Regions from separate parts of the Homo sapiens genome. Here region 2 is linked to region 1. Evidence: chromatin loops called from intact Hi-C (ENCODE). Cell type or tissue: PC-3. All regions are shown on one strand. Each heading gives the region's core, and the rest is flanking DNA. Links, peaks and the distances in the headings are about the cores only.

The links. Hi-C counts contacts between places; a loop is a spot of excess contacts. Peaks named below come from ENCODE experiments on the same cell type or tissue, not always from the same donor. Only the 100,000 strongest peaks of a DNase experiment are listed, where the experiment ranks them.
Region 2: it touches region 1 in a loop (5-fold over the local background); 1 of 110 quality-filtered maps calls a loop at or near these places.

What each region holds. Positions count from the first base shown.
Region 1 is chr11:106,700,576-106,711,606 of GRCh38, reverse strand. It overlaps GUCY1A2 (guanylate cyclase 1 soluble subunit alpha 2), which reads left to right. Exons shown (of 8, transcript NM_000855.3): 7 at 2,941-3,095. Among named protein-coding and RNA genes, the nearest start is that of GUCY1A2, 310 kb to the left of the region's middle. In PC-3, for the core only: no CTCF peak of the experiment used is centred there; a DNase peak (open chromatin) is centred at 5,066; H3K27ac peaks cover 1,272 bases.
Region 2 is chr11:106,589,912-106,600,942 of GRCh38, reverse strand. The region is part of intron 1 of LOC124902744 (a long non-coding RNA gene); the gene reads left to right. Among named protein-coding and RNA genes, the nearest start is that of GUCY1A2, 420 kb to the left of the region's middle. In PC-3, for the core only: no CTCF peak of the experiment used is centred there; a DNase peak (open chromatin) is centred at 5,962; H3K27ac peaks cover 389 bases.

The sequences.
Region 1 (11,031 bases), core at 1,968-6,967:
ACATCCCATGAGTTGGAACATGAGGGTGCTCTGGATATGTGCCAAGACATGAAGAAGGACCAATGAAAAGGACCAGGTCCTTGAATTACTGAGGGGAATAGAGCAGCCTGGCAATCTGGATGACCCATCTAGGAACTATTATTGAAAGACAAATAAAAGTCTATGTTTTCAAAGTATCTATATTTTGCAGTTTTACTGATACTACCAATTGTTTCTTAATTAATACAATTATTTTTAAAGCTGTGAAGTTATGTCTGCTACATCAAGATCTTTAATTTACTTGGAATGTTTTTTCCACATAAAACAAAGTTGATCCAGAGCATTCTAATAAAAAAGACATCTTTTTCTCACTTATCTGAAATGCCAACTCTTTTATAAATCTAGCACCTACATATGCATGGCAGCCTTTCTGGGTTAAATGCTCCATTTGTCTATTTGTTTATATGATGCTATCCATGCACTAATTAGATATGTTTATGGTAGGGCAAATACTGTAACTTGTCATCTTTCTCAGATATATCTTGACTCTTTCTACCATACTGAATTTTCAAATAAATTTTAGAGTCAATTTTTTAAAAGTAGGTGAAAAGGTTATAAGGGGATGCAGCTAGGTCACATTAGTTTCAACCTATCTTTTTATGAGTTGATATATGCAGAAGTCTCCAGCCCCAATACAAGGGTTGTTCTCAGACTGACTTTTTTCCTTACAACCAGAGTGGCAAAGAGAGCCTGGTGGTGAAGGGGTGATATTTGGCTACTTGGTAGGCATCTAGGGGTCAGGTTTCCTCCCTCCAAGGAACACTCTACATTCCCCTAGAACTAAGGATATCATCTCCCACTTGTTATCCATTCGCTTCAGTTATTTGGTGTAGACTGTGTCAGTATAACCCCATTACTGTTATCGTGTTTAATTATATAACAACTGTACACTGAGAGCTTTTTCAAGGCATGGACCAGACAGACTAATCAGAGAGTAAATACACAGCACTTAATTTACTCTTCAGAATTTTTAATCAATGCCTATTGACTGTCTCAAGGGTTGAAGTCTCTATTTTAACTCCATTTTAAAATGGAGTTAAATGGGGAATTCAGCCAATTTATTCAACATTTATCACTAATGTTGAATACCTGCTTTGCTCTAGGTACTATACTAAATGTCGAATATTCAGCAGTAAAGAAATATATATACTATATACATGTATATAATATATAACTATATATTATATATATAACTATATTATATACATGTATATAATATATAACTATATATTATATATATAACTATATTATATACATGTATATAATATATAACTATATATTATATATATAACTATATTATATACATGTATATAATATATAACTATATATTATATATATAACTATATTATATACATGTATATAATATATAACTATATATTATATATATAACTATATTATATACATGTATATAATATATATAACTATATATTATATATATAACTATATTATATACATGTATATAATATATATAACTATATATTATATATAACTATATATTATATACATGTATATATTATATATAACTATATACTTTATACATGTATATAATATATATAACTATTATATATAACTATATATTATATACATGTATATAACTATATTATATATAACTATATGTTATATACATGTATATAATATATAACTATATGTTATATATAACTATTCTATACGTGTATATAATATATAACTATATATTCTATACGTGTATATAATATATAACTATATATTCTATACGTGTATATAATATATAACTATATATTCTATACGTGTATATAATATATAACTATATATTCTATACGTGTATATAACTATATATTCTATACGTGTATATAACTATATATTCTATACGTGTATATAACTATATATTCTATACGTGTATATAATATATAACTATATATTCTATACGTGTATATAACTATATATTCTATACGTGTATATAATATATACACGTATATAATATATAACTATATATTATATATAACTATATATTATATACACGTATATAACATATTTATATAATAATATAATATATTATATTATTATTATATTTATAGAATAATATATATTATTATATATATATAAATATATAATAATATATATTATTCTATAAATATAGAATATATATTATTATATATACTTATATATAATATATACATAGTATAATATATAATTTATATAATATATAATATATATAATTTATATATATTATATAAAATATATAAATTTATATATATTTATATAATATATATAAATATATATAAATATAAAAATATAAATATATATAAATTTATATATATAAATATATTTATATATATTATATACAATATAGTATACAATTATTAATAACTATATATAATATACATGTATATTATATATAGTTATATATAATATATAGTTATATATATTATATACATGTATATAATATATATAACTATATCCTTCTCTGATGGGAAAATCCAACATTTAAACAAAATAAACAGAAATATAAATATTTAATTTATAATTATGTTTAGTGCTATGAAAGGAACAAATAAGGTTTTATTTAAGAATAACTGGAGGGAGAAAGTGGAGAAAAATATACTTTTCAAGTTAGACCATATTACATACAGATGAAATCTGATTTAACCTGTAACATAACCAGATTTATGTAGCAAATTAAACATAAATTTTTTCATATACTTAATCTATTTATTTGTGTATTCAATAGCATTTATCTTCTTTGAGCCCTATAATGATCCAGCTATTAGGCTCACAAAAATGACCAGGACTCAGTTCCTGTCTTTGAGGAGCTCATAGTTTTTTTTTATTATTATTATTATTAATTAGCAGTGCCTTTCATTAAAATAATTGCATACCAAATGGAAACAAATATGTTCCTTTTCCTCTTTCATTCTTCTTTAGATGAGGATAGGAATTCACTCAGGCTCCGTGCTGGCTGGAGTTGTTGGGGTGCGAATGCCACGTTATTGCCTGTTTGGAAATAATGTCACACTGGCAAGCAAATTCGAGTCGGGAAGTCACCCTCGGCGCATCAATGTCAGCCCAACCACTTACCAGTAAGTGTTCTCTGGCCTCCTCCTTCCTGTCTTGGCCTTTGTTTTGGGCTGCTATGCTGTCATCTGTGAGTCCCTGTTCTTTTTCTTGATCCTGTCATTCTCCAAGATATTATGAGTAGAACTGCCCAAACCCAAAAGATAGATAGTAATTGTGACACAAACTTTTATTTGCACTCTGTGAGAGTGCATGAAAAATCTGACATGACTGAGAGGTGAATATAGGTTTGTCATTTCCCACAGTCTCTGTCCTTCTTAAGTATACCTGTTTAAAATACAGGAGAGCAAATGTTCTTAAGGATCTGCATTATAATAGAAATCTCAATATTTTCAAAATGTTTCTGTTTATAAAAATGGAAGAAATACAATAGAAAAGGTGGTTGGACTGTTTTTTTGAATAAATAAATAAAGTCTTTAAATTTATATATATATAAATTATACCTTACTCAAAATGCTTGGGACCACAAGTGTTTTACGGTTTGAAATTTTTTGAGTTTTGGAATATTTGTGCATATTACCTGGTGAGCATCCCAAATTTGAAAATCTGAAATCCAATATCTTCCAAAGAGCATTTCCTTTCAGTATCGTGTTGGTTCTCAAAAAGTTTCAGATTTTGGAGCATTTTGGACTTTGGGATTTTGAATGCTCTGCTATACCAGGTACAGAGTAAAACATTAAATTCTTTTTATCTTAAAGGTAATCTTTGACAACACTACACATTTTTGCCTCCTGAATTCATTCTTATTTTGTGTCTGGTAGAAATTTCCCCTATTAGATATTAAGCCCTGTATATGGGCAGCGACTGTGTCTCTCACAGTCATAATGATGAGTTTGGCTCATCATTATATCCCCAAACTTATAAAAATGTCTAGCCCATAATAAGCACTCTGTAAATATTTATCAAATTAATGAATAAATACATTGATAAGATGGACATTTTCAAAATTAACAGCAAAGAAAAGCATGAAAATGTCTTACTTTATCACACTTTGGCTTTATTCTGGGCATTACTGTACAGCTGCTTAATTAATTTCATGTTTTAGGTAACTTAGAATCATACTGAAAAAAATGTATAGTAGGAATAGTGGCCATTGATTTTTCTATTAACATGGTTACAAAAAACTCAAGCAGAAAATTTGAATATAAAGATAAAAGTTGACTATAATAATAAATAAAATAGTGATATTTTCAAACTTTTGATACCAAATTAGAGGGTAATTTGGTATCAGAAATTCCAGAGAGGGAATTTAAAGTTTTTAGATGAAAGCAGATACTTCCAGATTCTGCAAAATAGATGAGAAAGAAAACTGAAATTACAAATATAAAATTAAGAGAAAGTGCACATTAAAAATACATTTTAAAGCTCTTGCTAAGCTCATTAAAGTAGTGGATACCTTGATTTTACAGTTTTTGAATAAAGACACACCTCTTACTAATTTTAAGGAACCCAAGAGATTTTGAGGGCCTCACAGACAACTTCTGGACAAAGTTTCAGGATTCTATCTAATCATTACTTATCTAAGAACTATATGCTATTTTCAGGATATTTATAAGAGGATTTGCATCTTTTAAACTTCTCCCAATTTTCCCAACACAATTCTGGGCATATTACAGATGATCTGACAACAATTACCATGGCAAATTGAATTTTGTCAAATTCTCTAGTAGAGATCAGTGATTCTGATACTTTCTGCTCTATACGATGAAAAAAGTTACTGAAGATCAGCTACCTCACTCATATCCTATTACATGGTTCCATTTATTCCCATCATGGTATTGATACTTATTTTCCATGTTTGTGTAACTTAGTGTAGATTTATGTCTTCTGTGACAACTTCACTTAAAAAAAAAAAAAAAAGATGTGTAAAAGAATGGGCCCAACCTGTGTGAGGAGTTCATGCCCTGTTGCTTAGACATCATAACAGTAGCTGGCTTTGTTTACATAGTGATGTATTAAAAAAAAAAAAAACTCTGCCAGCCATACAAGTCTGTGCATTTTGGTGGTGACTCAGAGTTTTTGTAGTCTTTTTCACAGTTTATGATGATCCTTAGTGATTAACAAGGTCTGAGGAATGAAATCATTTCAACTACTGCATACACTGAAGCTTACTGTTGTGTTATTGTTCTGCACCTTCACCCCCAGGCCCCCCAAAATCAAACAGAGCCATAGATAGACACGTTGAGCTGACAGGTGGGTAGATTCTTAGAACAAATATAATTTATGAAGTAAAACCCAGTATTAAGCTCATGAGAGTTTGAAATCTCTATTTTATCCCTGAATTACATTCTGTAGAATGTCCAACATTACCTGTTTATCTTGAAAACTATATGATTATTATAAACTTTGGAAGTGGACTGTTTTGATATTATGATAAACTGAAATCATTTTTTGAATTGTTCATTCCAAATGCATTTTGTCTTAAATATTCAAATAATTGAATTTTAAAAATATTTTTGTAACTATTGTGGAGTACTGAAAAGATAATAAAATATCCATGATCCTACCATAGTTAAACACTTTATATTTTGCTTCAGATATTTCTTAATAAAAATGAACAAAACATTTTCTTTGTAATTTTCTCAGTCTTTCATTGTGACATCCTAATGAGTTTGGTGTGTTTCAAAGGCCCGTGTTTTGTTTTTCCTTCTTTTTTTTGAGACGAGTCTTACTCTGTCGCCCAGGATGGAGTGCAGTGGCACAATCTCCGCTCACTGCAACCTCCGCCTCCCGGGTTCAAGGGATTCTCCTGCCTTAGCCTCCCAAGTAGCTGGGACTACAGGTGCGTGCCACCACACCTGGCTAATTTTTTGTATTTTTAGTAGAGACGGGGTTTCATCTTTTTAGCCAGGATGGTCTCCATCTCCTGACCTCGTGATCTGCCCTCCTCGGCCTCCCAAAGTGCTGGGATTATAAGCCTGAGCCACTGCGCCCTGCCTCAGTCCCATGTTCTATATATTAACTTTCTACATATGTATCCATGAACAATATAATTTTATTTTACATGTTTTAATTTTCATAAATGGTATTTTACTGTATGACTGTTATCACTAACTTTGGTTTCTTTTAAACACAATTTAATACTTTTAAGATCTATCCATGTTGGAGCATCTTTCTTTGGAAATTCCAAAGAAAGAATGGGTTTGGTAATTTGGTCGAAGGTGCATTTTGAGCTGTAACTAAAAGCTGAGATAGTAATCAGTTTATTCCTATGTGTTTTTATTAACAAAAGTCCCTTACTGATGACTGTCTAAATCATAGACAGCTCTAGCTCATCATTTTAATCGCTGTATGACATTTCAGTGTATGACTCCACCATATTTTAATATTTCATACATATATTCCTCTGTTGATCAACACTTCGGTATATTTTCTATTTTTTAATTATCACAAAGTTTGTTCCTGTGAACATTATTTACATGACATTACAAAAAAGAAATTTTTATTGAGTTTTAAGTTTTCCAAATTAGACATTTTCATTTTTCTTCAATAAATGTGTTTACACACATTTTTGTTCCCATCATCCCAATGATGGGATAAGTTTTTTATGGGATATGGATTTTAAATAGTGCACATAATATATGCACCATTAATATATGCACTTTAAATAGTGCATATAATATATATATCATATATACTAATATTACTTTACTGCATATAATATATATTTTAAAATAATGCATATATTATAAACAACTGTCTTAACATCATGCTGCTGATCTATAAAACAGAAATAATTGCTTATATGAAGGATGGCTTTAGCAAATTTTGAAATAAATGATTTATCTCAGCATAATTATTTTTTCTTGCTACAGTGCAAACTAAAAGTGTAGAAAGACTTGAATTACTTTGGTATGAAATTTTTCTTAATCTTTAAACATTTTTGCTTTTCTCATTTTACAATTGATCTACTTCCAGATGTTTTAGAACGCCTATTTTTAATTGACTGTGAAAGGCTTCTTTCTGTTAAAACCAAGCTTCTTCCTAACCACTGCTACCTGAACAGCTCATTGTATGAGAGCATGTACAGTCGAGCAGATTAGGCAGTGGTGAAGTGCATGAGCTCAGAATCAAAATGCCTAAGGTAGAATCCAGGCTCTAAATTTTCCTGTCTACATGAACTTTAGTGACTTAATTTCTTTGGACCAAGTTATCTCATCTCTAAAATGGGTACATGTTTATGAAGATTATTGTTGGCATTTAATGTGATATTTTTAAAGCTCCTTATACTTGGAACATATTAGACATTCATTTACTGCTTCATCCTGTTCTTTCCATGGAGGAAGAAACCATCTTATTCCTTCACTTGAATCTCATAATTTATAAATTTAGCCATGATGAATGATGTGTGCTAGTAGGATTACAGACCTCATCTGGAAATTTGAGAGAAAGAATGGGTTTGGTAATTTGGTCAAAGGTGCATTTTGAGCTGTGACTAAGAGCTGAGATAGTAATCAGTTTATTCCTATGTGTTTTTATTAACAAAAGTCCCTTACTGATGACTGTCTAAATCATAGTCATATGATTAAAAATTGGCTGTGTACATGGGAAATTCCCAAATTTAAGCTAAGGTACATAATTAATTCAATTAATCACATGATTAATTGAATTATGTACCTCTGCTTAAATGTGGGAATCATATATGTATATCTATATACATATGATTACTAAGTAATCATTACTTAATAAGTAATCATATATATGTATGTAATCGTATATATAGTATATAATTAATCTAATTAGTAAGTAATCATATATATGTGATTGCTTACTAATTAGATTAATTACTTACTGTTGGCTTCAACAACACAAACATTATTTTATAGTTCTATAGGGCACAAGTCTGACACAGGTCTCACCTAGCTAAAATCAGCGTGGGCGTCATGAGGCCTTCATTCTTTGCTGAAAGTTCTAGGTGATAACATGCTTTCTTGCCTTTTCCAGCTTTGAGGCCACTCTCATTCCTCTGTTCAGAACCTTCTTCTTCCATCATCAAAGCCAATAATAGTTCATCTTTCTAATTCTACTTCTATCATCACATATCTTTTACTGACTCTTCCTCCCTCTTCTACTTTTAAGGACTCTTTTGTGATTATGTCAGGCCCACTGGATAATCCATGGTAATTTCTCTATTTTAATGTCATCTGATTAGCAATCTTAATTCCATCTGCACCCTTAATTCATCATTGCCATGTGTATTAGTCAAGGTTCTCTAGAGGGACAGAACTAATAGGATAGATGTATGTATAAAGGGGAGTTTATTAAGGAGTATTGACTCACAGGATCACAAGGTAAAGTCCCACAATAGGGCGTCTGCAAGCTGAGCAGCAAGGAGACAGTCCAAGTCCCAAAGCTGAAGGACTTGGAGTCCAATGTTCAAGGGCAGGAAGCATTCAGCATGAGAGAAATACGTAGGCCAGAAGACTAAACCAGTCTAATCTTTCCATGTTCTTCTGCCTGGTTTTATTATGGCTGTGCTGGAATAGATTAGATTGTGTCCACCCAGCTTGAGGGTGGGTCCGCCCTTCCCAGTCCACTGACTCAAATGTTAATCTCCTTTGGCAACACTCTCAAAGATACACCCAAGAACAATACTTTGCATCCTTCAATTCAATCAAGTTGACACTCAATATTAAACGTCATACCATGAGACCTAACATATTCACATTTTTCAGGGATTGGGATGTGGACATCTTGGGAGGTGGGGGTTATTCTTCCTACAAGAAGGGAAAATTTAAATGCTAAAACCTGCCTGGAAATATAGCCCCAATCTTACTTCTGCATACTTGTCTTTGAGGATTTGAAAAAAAAAAACCATATAAATTATGTAAGCAAAATCTAGGGAGGAAAAAGAACTTTCACAAATGAGACCTCTGGCCTGTAAAGGATTTTTACTGGGACTTAAGATATAGATTCCTGAAGACAGGAATCTAGTGTAGGACTGAATGATATTTCTATATTTAAGAAGCAGTAGAGCCCTTGGCTTGAGAAGACTAAGAAGCTATCCTGAGAAATAAGCAGTTTTTATAAAGATGACTGCAGTCCTCTCACTGCATAACCTGCCCTCAGACACAGATACCCACATATCATCTCTTACAAAACTCAAGAAGTTATAATATTTAATTTCTCTTTAGACCTCTAGCACCAAGTTTAAAATTGCACAGACCACATTTTTGTGCAAGAGTTTGATACAGTGCATAATTCCTACCCTAGGAATTAAGAGAACTGCATCTAATATTGGTTAAGCTATTTGATGTCCTAGATGAGCTCTCATGCATCTTTTAGCTCCAATATCTCATCATAGTCACAGCAAACATTTATTGAATTACTGACAATTTATTTATATTGTCATTTAATCCTTACAGCAAGAGTGTGAGTTCTGAATTGTGATTATCTTTGTTTTTCAGATGAGAAAAACTGAAACTTAGGTTAAATAAGTCACTAAGAACATTGAGCTAAATAAGTGCGGGAGTCATAATTCAAACCCGTAGCTGCCCTACTCTAAAGCCTGAGATCTTATCTGTGGCCAAGCTGTCCCATGGGTTGATAACTACTTGAAATAACATGGAAAAAAACAATAATTACTTTTTAAATTTTTTAGCTGACACATTATAGTACATGTTTATAGGATACAGAGTAATATTTTGATAAGTGTTTACAATGCATAATGATTAAATTAGGATAATTAGCATAACTATCACCTCAAACATTTATCATTTCTTTGTGTGAGGAACATTCAAACTCTGCTCTTCTAGCTTTCTGAAAATACACAATAAATTATCATTAACCCTATTCACCCCAAGTGCTACAGAACACCAGAATTTATTCCTCCTATCTAGCTGAAATTTTGTATCTGTTAACTTCTCTACATTGTCTCCTCCCCCTTACCCTTCCTAGCCTTTAATACCCACAATTCTACTCTCTACTTTTATGAGCACAAATTTTATTTTTTTAAAGACCCATTAATTTCTGAATATTACTAGCCTCGATGAGAGGATTTCTTCTGCAAGAAAATGGTGAAGAGAGCAGTGGGGAGCAAAGTGGAATTACAGCAAGGGAGATTCGTTTTCTCTTTGTAGATATAATGCCCTCAGGTTGAACTTTTGCTATTCTGGAGTTGTTTTTATACTCAGGATAATAAAAAGGAAGGATATTATTTCTAACGTGTTTATTTGGAGTGTCTGTATTTCTAACTATATTAGTATCTCTGTCTCTAGCTCTGAAATGAACATGAGTATATGGGACAAACTTGTGGCAAGTGGAAGCTTCCAAGTGAAAAAAAAAATTGTCTGTTGCCTCTGTGAGGCTAAAAAACATTTTGTATAAGCATGTCTCTAATGCATATAATAATTTACTGGGAATATAGGCTTGCTTTTAGGAATTTACTTTATAAACAATTTGGAGGAATGCATATCTTTCTGGTAAATTCAGAGAAAGACGAATGGAATAATTGAAGAATGATGACATTCCTTGGGTATAGTTTTTATTTCATTAAACTATACCTTCGATATAGTTTAATAATCAGTAATACTAGTCAAAAACACTAGCTAGAAACTCTGCTTCTGTTCCTTTGTCAATATAATTATTATACAAGGATGAGATACTATGTTATAAATATTTACTCTTCTTCCTATGGACGCTTAATGTGGGGAAAGATCCAAAGAAACTTCAAGAAATTCTTATCTAGTAGTTTTTCTGTAGCCTTTTCTTAAAAAAAAAAATCAACATGCTCATCTGCACTAGTGATTTGATATTTAAAAATAAAAAGTATTCGGGCTGGCATGCTACTATCCTTCAGTCTTTTAAATAACTTTATTAATCATCTTATCCTTTTCTCTATGGAAGCACCAAAACAGTAAACATATTTTACAAAAGAAATATAATCAGTAAAGACAAATGACTTAGTAGTTTTCCCAAAAGGATAAACTGGAGCGGTGCCTC
Region 2 (11,031 bases), core at 3,292-8,291, 110 kb after region 1:
AAGCCAAAGATACAGAGTTCTATTTTCAGTATGTTTGTCCCAAGAACCTTCCATGTGTTCTACGTCACCTCACAGCAACGGTGAGAAATATATTCAATCATTTTTAAAATGCTTGTTTCACAGTCCCTGAATTAACCAGTACCTATCTACATGAGACAGCACCCAAGATTCTCAACCACATTAAACTAAGTAAGCAGGAGGTCATGAACTACAACCTAACTCAGTACATGAACAAACTGAAACCTAACTTCAGAGTTTATTTTGTGTAATGGATAGCAGGGTCTTAGACATTCACAAACAGCTTCAGCTAGTTACAGGCAGCCAACTGTTCAGAACATGTCCAAATGAGGCAAACAGCTAGCTGTAACCAATCAATCAAATTATTCCTGTACTTTACTTCTAGTGTTCAACCTATACTGTACTGTTCATGCTGAGGAGTGGAGGCTCTCTGAACCCCAATTTCTCTACATCCTTATTAACACATGCTATTCTGGTTTTATGTTTGTTGGTTGGTTTGTTTTTGATAATAGCTATCCTAATGGATGTGAAGTGGTTTTCATTTGCATTTTTCTAATGGCTAGCAATACTGGACATCTTTTCATGTATTTATTGGCCATTTGTATATCTCTTTTGAAGAAATGTCTACTCAAATTATCTACCCATTAAAAAATTGAGTTGCTTTTGTTGCTGAATTGTAAGACTTTTAGAAAATATATTCTACATATTAATTATTTGTCAAATACGTAATTTGCAAACATTTTCTCCCATTCCATGGTTGCCTTTTCACTCTGTTGGTTTTGTCGTTTGATGCACAGAAGTTATAAATTTTCGTGTAGTCCTATGTAATCATTTTTTGTCGTTGCCTATGCTTTTAGTGTTACATCCACCAAATCATTGCCAAATCTAATGTCACGAAGCCTTTCTCCTAGGTTTTCATCTAAGAGTTTTGCAGTTTTAGCTCTTACATTTAGGTATTAAATTCATTTTGAGTTAATGTTTATGTATCATGAAAGATAAGGGTCCAAATTCATTTTTTCACACGATTTTCAATACCCAGTTTTCCCAGAACCACTTTTTGAAAAGACTGCTTTACCCCCATTAAATGATCTTGGCATCGTCATTGAAAACTATTTGATTATATGTGCAAGGATTTATTTTTGGGCTTCCTATTTTATTCCATTTGCTTATATGTCAATACTTATGCCAGTATCACTACTTTAATTACTGTAGCTTTGTAGTTGTTGGAGTTCAAAAACACTATCCCAAAATGAAGGCCTCAGCAGTAGCCTCAGAAACAAAAGATTTTTATCTGACCTACCCCTACCCTCCTCTCAGTCCCATCCTCCCCCAAGGCTGGCCATAGAAACTAGAACCCCTCTTTTTCAAGCTGGGTTGTAGAAACCAGAACCCCTTTTCCTGAAAAGCAGCCATAAAACCTAAACATATTCCATGTAAAAATTGACCATAAAGAAATTATTTGACCTGCCTTGTTTGAATGTAGATCTTAAGACCCCCATTCCAGAGAGGACTCTGCCCTCACACCCAGAAGGAAGACATACATGCTCACAGAGGCCAAAAGAATCTAGATGGACAGGCTTTGCTGGATTTCCCCACTCAGTCTATTCACATTAAATCATGGACTTTTTGTCCAATCATAGTTCTACATGGCTGTCCATACTTTGTTGAATGTAAGCATAACAATGAACAATTTCCCCTGTATCTTTATGTCTTCATTCTGAAGACACCTGTGTATGCACATTAAATAAATCTGTATGCCTTTTCTCCTACTAATCAATCTGTTTCATGTCAGCGATTTTCAGTGAACCTTTAGTGGAACAAGGGCCTTGGTGCCCACATAGTAGATACAGATATCAGAAAGTGTGAGCCCTCTGACTTTCTTCTTTCTCAATATTGTTTTAGCTATTTGGGATCCCTTGAGATCACATATGACTTTGAGGATAAGTTTATCTACTTATGCCAAAAACATTGTTGGAATTTTGATAGGGATTACTTTGAATTTGTGGATCTCCTTGGGTAGTATTGACAGCTTAACAATATTAAGTCTTCCAATATATGAACATGAGATACCTTTCCATTTATTTATGTCTTTAATTTCTTTCAGCAGTATTTTGTAGTTTTTGGCGTATAACCCTGGTGCCCCCTTAGTTAAGTTTATTCCTATTTTATTCTTTTTGATGCTAGTGTAAATGTAATTGTTTTCTTAATTTTCTTTTTGGATTGTTCATTGTCTGTGTATAGAAATAAAACTAATTTTTGTGTGTTGAGTTTGCATCCTGAACTTTCCTAAATTCATGCATTATTTCTAACAGTTTTGCTAACTGTTTTTGTGTCTATGTCAAATATTTAAGGTTGACTACATGTAGGATTTTGTTCTCTGTGAATGTAGATAACTTCCCTTCTTTCTTTCCAATTTGGGTGAATTTTGTTTATTTTTCTTGCCTAATTGCTGTGGTTAGAACTTTCAATATTAGGTTACATAGAAGTGGCAAAAGCAGGCATCTGTATCTTATTCCTAATTTTAGTGGAAACGTTTTTAGTCTTACACCATTAAGCATGATGCTGTATGAGTAGCGTCAGAAAACGTAAAACACACAAGTAAATTTAACAAAATGCATGAAAAGTTGCAAAACATTTTTGAGAGAAATTTTAAAAGACACAAACAAATGTAGAGCCATATCATGGTCATGGATTGAAAGACATTTAAAACTTTTGTATTTCAAGTTTATATCAAAAGAGAATGTAAACAGATACTGAGCTCTAATTAATGGTATACATACCAAAGTATTTAGAGGGCTGTATAGTAATGTCTGCAATTTACTTTGAAATGCATTAAAAAAGAGAGATGATTAAAGAAATAGTGCTATGGCTTGGATATAGTTTGTCCCCACCAAAACTCATGTTGAAATTACATCCCCAATGTGGTCATATTAGAAGGTGGCATCTAGTGGGAGGTGTTTGGGTCATGGGGCAGATCCCTCACGAATGGCTTGGTAGTGAGTTCTCACTCTCATGAGACTGGATTAGTTCTTGAGGGAATGTTTCCCCGGAGAGTTGGTTGTTAAAAAGCCAAGACACTCCTGGGATTTTGTCTCTTTACATGTGTCACTTTCCTTTCGAACTTCTCTGCCATGTTCTGATGCACCATAGAAGCCCTCTCCAGAAGCTAGTGCCATGCCTCCGAACTTTCCAACCTGCAGAACCAGAGCCAAATAAACCTCTTCTCTTTATAAATTACCCAGTCTCAAGTATTCTGTTACAGCAGCACAAAATGGTCCAAGACAGGTGGATAAATAGATAGATAAATGCTAAAACAAGTACTATTAAATGTTAGTGGTAGAATCGAAGTGGTGAGTATATGGATGTTTACTGTAAAATGCATTCAACATTACCACATATTTGAAAGTTTTCATAATAAAATGTTTTATATGCATGAGCATATAAGTTAATTTATGCTTGAATATGCGTAGAATATCTTTGGAAGGATATCTGAAAAACCACTAACTGTGGTTGCCTCCTAGGGATATACTGGGTGGCTGGAATGCCAGGGTTGCACACACGGGCTTCTTTTAAACTGTATACCTCTTTGTACTTCTGAATATATACCACATGTAAGTGTGACATGTATAAATGGAAGAAAGAATATCTCTGAGACCTCTGTACCCTCACACACTCTTTCTTCTACCCTATATTTTCTTCATTTATGAAATTCTACTATATAGAGAATTCTACTATATATATAGAATTCTATATATAGTAGAATTCTACTGTATTTTACATATATGTTAGAATTTCATATATTACTTTTTCTTCATAATATATGAAATTCTATATACTATATATAAAATCTATAATATATAAAAATAATATAGTCGAAATAATATATGAAATACTATAGTATCTATATTTTATATATATACACATATATATATAGAGAGAGAGAGACAGAGAGAGAGAGGGGGTCATTTTTCACTGTAAGTTTTGTGAAGGCAGGGACTTTGTCTTGTTCACCATTGTATCATCAGTCTTGAGTACAGGGTATGGAGGAGCTCAGTTATAACAAAAAACAAAACCAAAACTTGACCAGTTGGGATTCTCAGGCAGGCAGGAGGAAGTATGCAGTCACTGAGTGGGCAGGCCAAGGCAGGGCAGCCAAAGGGTACTGGCCATCAGGGTGACTGTTGAAATGCGAGAGAGGGCCATGGAGGAGGAAAGTGAGAAGAAAACAAACATAGGATGGTGTATTAGTCTGTTCTCACGCTGCTAATAAAGATATACCAGAGACTGGGTAATTTATAAAGGAAAGAGGTTTAATTGACTCACAGTTCCACATGGCTGGGGAGGCTTCACAGTCATGGCGGAAAGTGAAAAGCGCATATTACATGGCGGCCAGCAAAGAAGAGAAATGAGAGCCAAGTGAAAGGGGTTTCCCCTTAAAACTCATCAGATCTCGTAAGACTTAGTAACTAACAGGAGCACAGTATGGAGGAAACTTCCCCCATGATTCATTTATCTCCCACTGGGTCCCTCCAACAACACAAGGGAATTATGGGAGCTACAATTTAAGATGAGATTTGGGTGGGGGCACCGCCACATTATATTAGATGGTTTTACTATCTCTAAAGTTAGAATTCAATTTTTATTTCCTTTTGATCTTCACATTATGTCTACATTAGGGCACATATTGAGCATAGCTTGAGATCCTAAATATCCTACTGAGGGCTTTGGCATTTTTTTCTCCCTCAGAACTCAGATCACTATTGATGCTCATTATCACATGTTAACTCTCTGGGCTGCTGACAAAGCTACATTTAAAATCTGCACAATGGAAATCTTGGGGTTCAGAAAACGACAGCCCCAAATATAATGCTTTGACATGCTGAACTGAAGAAGCAGCCTCAAGCTCTCTCGCCAACATTTCCCTGCCTCCCTGTCTCTCTGATTCTCTTTCTTGAAGCACTGAGAGGAAATCTACCTGGAATTTCTTTATCTGAGAAAGTTCCTTTCCAAAAGAAATACAATTGGCTTAGGACCCCCTCCCTAAGATCTCATTCAATAACCGGGAAAGATTAACCACTGGAGAACTGGAGAACAGAAGTTCTCCAAGAGTTGTCACCTTGCCTAGATAGGCTTTTTATCTATTCTTCTGAGAGATTCTTCTCAGAGACTATTCTAATCTCTGCAAGATTACCAGGGAGGATTTATCTGCATAATAAGATAATTTTTGTTCACAGTAAAGTTATGCACTGCCCCTGCCCCCGCCACCTTTCTTCCACCTCCCCCAGAGCACAGAAGAACTTTGTCCCAGGCCATTATTCTTTGGGCTCATTAATTTCCTACATCCCCATCCCCCACCCCTCTACAAAAAAAGGGTATATAAACATCTGGAACTCATTTGAGTTATTGGGTAGCCATTCTACTGAAATTCCCTCCATGCTATGTACCTTAAATTTGGTATGCCTTTTTTCTCCTATTAACCTGTCTGTTGTCAGTTCACTTTCCATGAACCTTCAGAGTGAAAGAGAAGCTTTCCCTTGGCCACTACAGATAGTATTCCCTTAGGATTCCTATCTCGGGCCTCAGTTGAAATAGTCAAATAATTTTTCTCCTTCTTTCCTACAGGACGTTTTTGAGTTGAATATAGCCAAAATCCAAAGTTCTTTTTGCTTCACAGTTTCATTCATTCCAACCCCATACTGCCCTCAAAATCTGGGATTACTTCAAGCAGCTCCACAGCCCATGGGTGGGAAGACTCTTGTTCTCTTGCTGGCTAAGCGTGAAGGCAAAGTTTTGATTTCTTTGACAACCTGAGTTTATTTTTAGAGATATCAGGATGACTCACCTGTCTTGACATTTGTTTCTATAAAAACTAACTTTAAAATATCACATTTCCAACTCTGCACAAAGAGCAAGAGGAAAGCTATAAAAGCAATTGAACCTGAAGAAGACTCCACTTGAGAGTTGCTTTCATCCTGCCTTGTCTGTCCTCCCGCCCTTTCACATCCTGAGATTGATATGCCTTTTCTGACCACCCCCCACAGAGCCACATCCTGCAGGTGTTTGTGTATGTGTGATCTGACAACAGACATCTAGGGGAGGGAGACCAGTTACATAAGCCGAAGTAAAAGAAACTAGTGTTTGCATTGCCGCCTCCACCCATGAATTGGTGGCTACAATATTAGTAACAGTTAAATTACACAAATAATGTATAAAATACCAAAGAAATATTAAAAATACTTCTTTCAAGGATATACAATACAGAAAAAATAATATTTCTAATATAATATTTAGTACACCATACCTTCTTTTTATTTCATTTAATCTTCTCAGGGGAAGTTGACAGGTTCAAAACAAAGAGGATAACATAAAGAATATGAGGTAACTGATAAGCATATGATAACTGATTTCTATATGAAGCAGAAGAAGAAAAATGCAGGCTCCAAAGTGAATTGTCCAGATTGTGTGCATTTGGACAGAAATGTACAAAAATGCCAACATATTTACAAAATGTGAAGTTTATTGTGAAGTTGGGATTATAAGGATTTTCTTTTCTCTGTCAAACATTTATAATTTCCATGTATTTAAAAAAATTAAAAAGTACAATAATCTTGAAAAATGCTATTTTATTAGTATTCTTTAAATGAATATGTGTTTGGGTATATATATTTAAGATGTATTTACTTTTAAAGTTTCAGAATTCCTATATTGGTTGCATTAAAGGACACAAGGCAGCCAATAACCCAAATGGTATAAATAGAAATCCACCAGCAGGGATAAGTGTGCCAAAGTGATATTATAGGACCCATTTGGGGGAGCACAAGAATGGGTTCTGGCTGGCAGACAAATGCAATAAGTCTATAACTGCTGAGAAAGATCTCTTCATATATACAAATTAACTAGAGAATAAGAGGAATAACTCAACTAGAATTCTAATCTGGGAACAATGACCCCACGGGAACCAGCCAATATGTTTGAAATATGTACCAAGCATTTATCACGCACTAAGTATGCATGTCTGAGCTAAGTTCAATGTGAGAAACACACCAGACATAATAAAATGTGCCAGTCTTTAAGAAATAATACAGATAGCCACTCTTCACATTTTAAAAGATGTGAGGCAATCGTATATGCTAATGGAGCTCAGATAAAGGGAAACCAGCAGGGAACTTGAAAAACTCTAGATGAAAGAAGGACTTGGACTGAATCTTGAGTGATGAGCAAAAGAAGGAAGAGTATGAGAAGTGAGAAGGTCAATCTGTCTTGTTACAGATGAACAGCCAGAGGCTTTGAAGTAAATTGCATTTTAGTGTATTTTAATGTTTCCAAAGAATATTCACAAATTCTCAAAAAATGTTATAAATGAATGGATGAATAAGTGAGTGAGTGAACAGGTACATTTTGAAGTGAATTGTGTGCATTTAACATGGTGGTGAGGGTTTGAAACGTGTGGACCCTCTGCTTCTGACACTACTTACTTCCAGAAGGGTCAAGTCATGAGTATTAAAGTTTATCACTCTATCTACTCTTAGGATCAGAAATTTTTAAAGTCCCAGTTCTTCAGCATCTGATTCTAAAGATCTTTTCCCAGGTTGCTTTTATTCTTTATTTTAATTGCCTCCTTATCTTTCTATTCTTTCTCTATTCCTGCTTGGTTGGGTAACTCATTTTCAGTTTCTGTTCCTGGCTCTGGCCAGGAACTCCCTATGGACACTGCATTCAGTAATACTCCCATTGCCTCTTGTGCTGCAAAAGTGGAGCAGGGACAATACCATCAGTCTTCTCAAAGACCTCCAGGACCCAGTCCTCAGGGTATTATCTGGAAAGGAATTCCCTGAATTGGGCTCTGAATCTAGTACAGTGACCCTGTGGTGAGTCTGCTGCGATAGAAAGCTGGCTTGCAGTTTGATTGGCCCATTATTTAATTCTAGGTTTTAGAATTCGGTGGCATACAAGAAAGTTACAGTCTCTGCCCTCACGAAATTAACTTCAAAATAGGAAAATAGGTAGACGATAATAATGAGATTGGAGTAAAATGAAAGAAGTCATTAATGGATTTATTTATTTATTTATTTTACTGTATTTTTTTTTTTGAGATGCTGTCTCATTCTGTCAGTACAGTGGCATGATCTCAGCTCACTGCAACCTCTGCCACATGGGTTCATGTGATTCTCCTGCCTCAGCCCCCGAGTAGCTGGGATTACAGGCACCTGGCACTATGCCTAGCTAATTTTTATATTTTTAGTAAAGACAGGTTTCACCACATTGGCAAGGCTGGTCTCGAACTTCTGACCTCAAATGGTCCGCCTGCCTTGGCCTCACAAAGTGCTGGGATTACAGGCGTTTACGACCACAGATTTTAGGTTTGACAGTAATATCACATTTTTGTGTTAAGAGACTATTCTTGCAACTGTATGGAGATGACTTCAGGGAGGTAGGAGTAAACACTGAGTGGTCAGTTAGGAGACATTAAAGTAGACCAGAGGAGAAAAGATGGTAGTTAAGACAGACATAGTGAACATGGAGAAGTGGGTGTCTTCAAGATGTACGTGGAAAGTACATTTGACAGGACTTGTTAATGCAACGGATGTAGGTGAAAGACAGCAAGGAAGCTGATTCGCACTGGAGAATCTTGGGAATCAGTGGAGTTCTAGGGATCCACTGGCTTTGTATTGAATTTGACTCACAGCAGAGAGGCAAGAGGACCTGAATATTAATATTGAAACCAGTTACCTTCAACTTAGCAAGTTTTTGAGTGTAACTTGTTGCCCTAATCTAGGTAAGCCAGATCTCGCCTGTTGATTGGTGGTATTTCCAATTAGAAGTTTGTTCAAAGCTGTGAACATAGAGTGCACAGATTCAAGACCACCTGTTGGGTGGAATGCAACTCCTTTATAAGGTCTTATAGATTTTGCTGCAGCCAGCAGCCAAACACAGATGAGACAATTATACATCAAAGGAAGTGGTTGGTGTTTCTCCGAAAGAGGTAATTCTTCAGGAAAGGTTATGGCAATTCCTGTTCTTTGAATTATTTCCACTAATGACTTAAAAATAGAAGTGGCTGGGTACAGTGGCTCATGCCTCTAATTCCGGCACTACAGGAGGCCAAGGTGGGTGGATCACTTGAGGCCTGGAGTTAGAGACCAGCCTGGCCAACATGGTGAAACCTCATCTCTACTAAAAATACGGAAATTAGCTGGGTGTGGTGGCGTGTGCCTGTAGTCCCAGCTACTGAGGAGGCTGAGGCAGGAGAATAGCTTGAACTAAGGAAGCAGAGGTTGCAGTGAGCCGAGATTATGCCACTGAACTCCAGCCTGGGCAACAGAGAGAGACCCTGCCTCAAAAACAAACAAACACCAAGAATTACAGGAAGCCCCTTGAAAGGGCAGGATAAATACCATCTATCTTGGTCTATGAAAATGATTTGGCACCCTAACTGACTTTACTCATTTGTTCTGCCAGGGTATTATGTCCAACCCATCATTTCTGCTGAGAGATCATAGCTAAACTTACAGATATTGGTATACTGGTGTCCATTACAGATCCTTACCCTTTGGGCCTTGACAAACCTACAACAAAATTCTCTTATGTGTACTTGGGATACTGCATTGTGTCAGAAAGACCCCAAATATTTAATAGCTAATGGAAGTTCCTGCCTTACAAGTTTCATGTAACTAGCCCAGTATATAAGGGCACTGAGACTTGATTCCTGAACTCATTTATGTTCAAACTTAACTTTCTTCTTAAGAACTGAAGACATAACCAGTGTGCTTTTTAAAGGGCATATTACTCTTAAAATAATTATCTCTGCAAATATACTGCAATGAAGACTAATCTGTGGGGCTCCAAATTAAATATATCCTTGTTCCGTTGGAACTTAGTTAGTGATTCTGGAGAATGGATGCTGCCTTTGGAGGATAATCAGCAGGGAAGCCATTTTAGGTTTGGAAACCAGGAGAAGAGGAGGAGAAAGAAAAAAAGAATCATTAAGAAACTCAGATTTATCTTAGGCAAGGTGATCCAGTTTCCAGGGCTTTTCCTCCAATGATCTATGACATAGGAAGATAATAGTCATAGGACAGGTGATCCTGCTAAAAAAAGCCTTTTCTGTCTTGTGATTTTGTATTCTGCCAGGAAAAATGTGATTGTCTTTGATACTGCTGAAGCCTTGGAGACCTATCTGTGCTGTCATGGATTTCTAGCCTCACTGAAACATGACTTATTGTTCTTCTCTCTCTGTTCAAGCAGGACCAAGAGTTTCCTTCAACAAATATTTATCAACTATTATCAAAGCCAAATAGAAAAATCAGTGCCAAAGCTAAAATGATCCATAAGGCATAGGCATATCAACTATTATCAAAGCCAAACAGAAAAATCAGTGCCAAAGCTAAAATGATCCATAAGGCATAGGCCCTGTCTTTGAGGAAATCAGTTGATTCAATCTGATACTCAAGGTTTTCCTCATGCCTAAGAACTATAAATATTTTTTCTCAATTTATATTTTTAGTGTTGTAGTGGCAGCCAGAGTAAGTTTATTTTCACTTGGATACTTCACCTGCAGTTAGGATGTATGGCCAGTGGGTCAGTGGTGGTACCATGGCTATTTTATGCATGGAGTGAGTAACAAAATCTGAGCTCTTGTCTGCTATACATCAATGCTAGCCTCCAACAGTGGCCCTGAATCCAGGGTCTTCCAGCTTGCGAATCTCTGGATTAGTTTCTATTAAATGCAATGGTGAGGCTCCAGTGAGTAGGAGCAGGAAACTGGTCATTTCTGTCCATCATATTGTATCAATAAAGATATAGGTAGAACATTATATTTTATGGATATAAGATTGAAAGTAAAGGATCTGCATTACAAGCTATTGGTTTTAGCACCTAATTTCTTCAGGTACCATTTTTTGTCAAGGAGGTTTATAAAATAAATTATTGATACAAGAAGACATGTACAGCTCTACATTTACAGTGGAAAACTTCAGCACATTTCTCTCAGTAACACAAAGAACAAGACCAAAA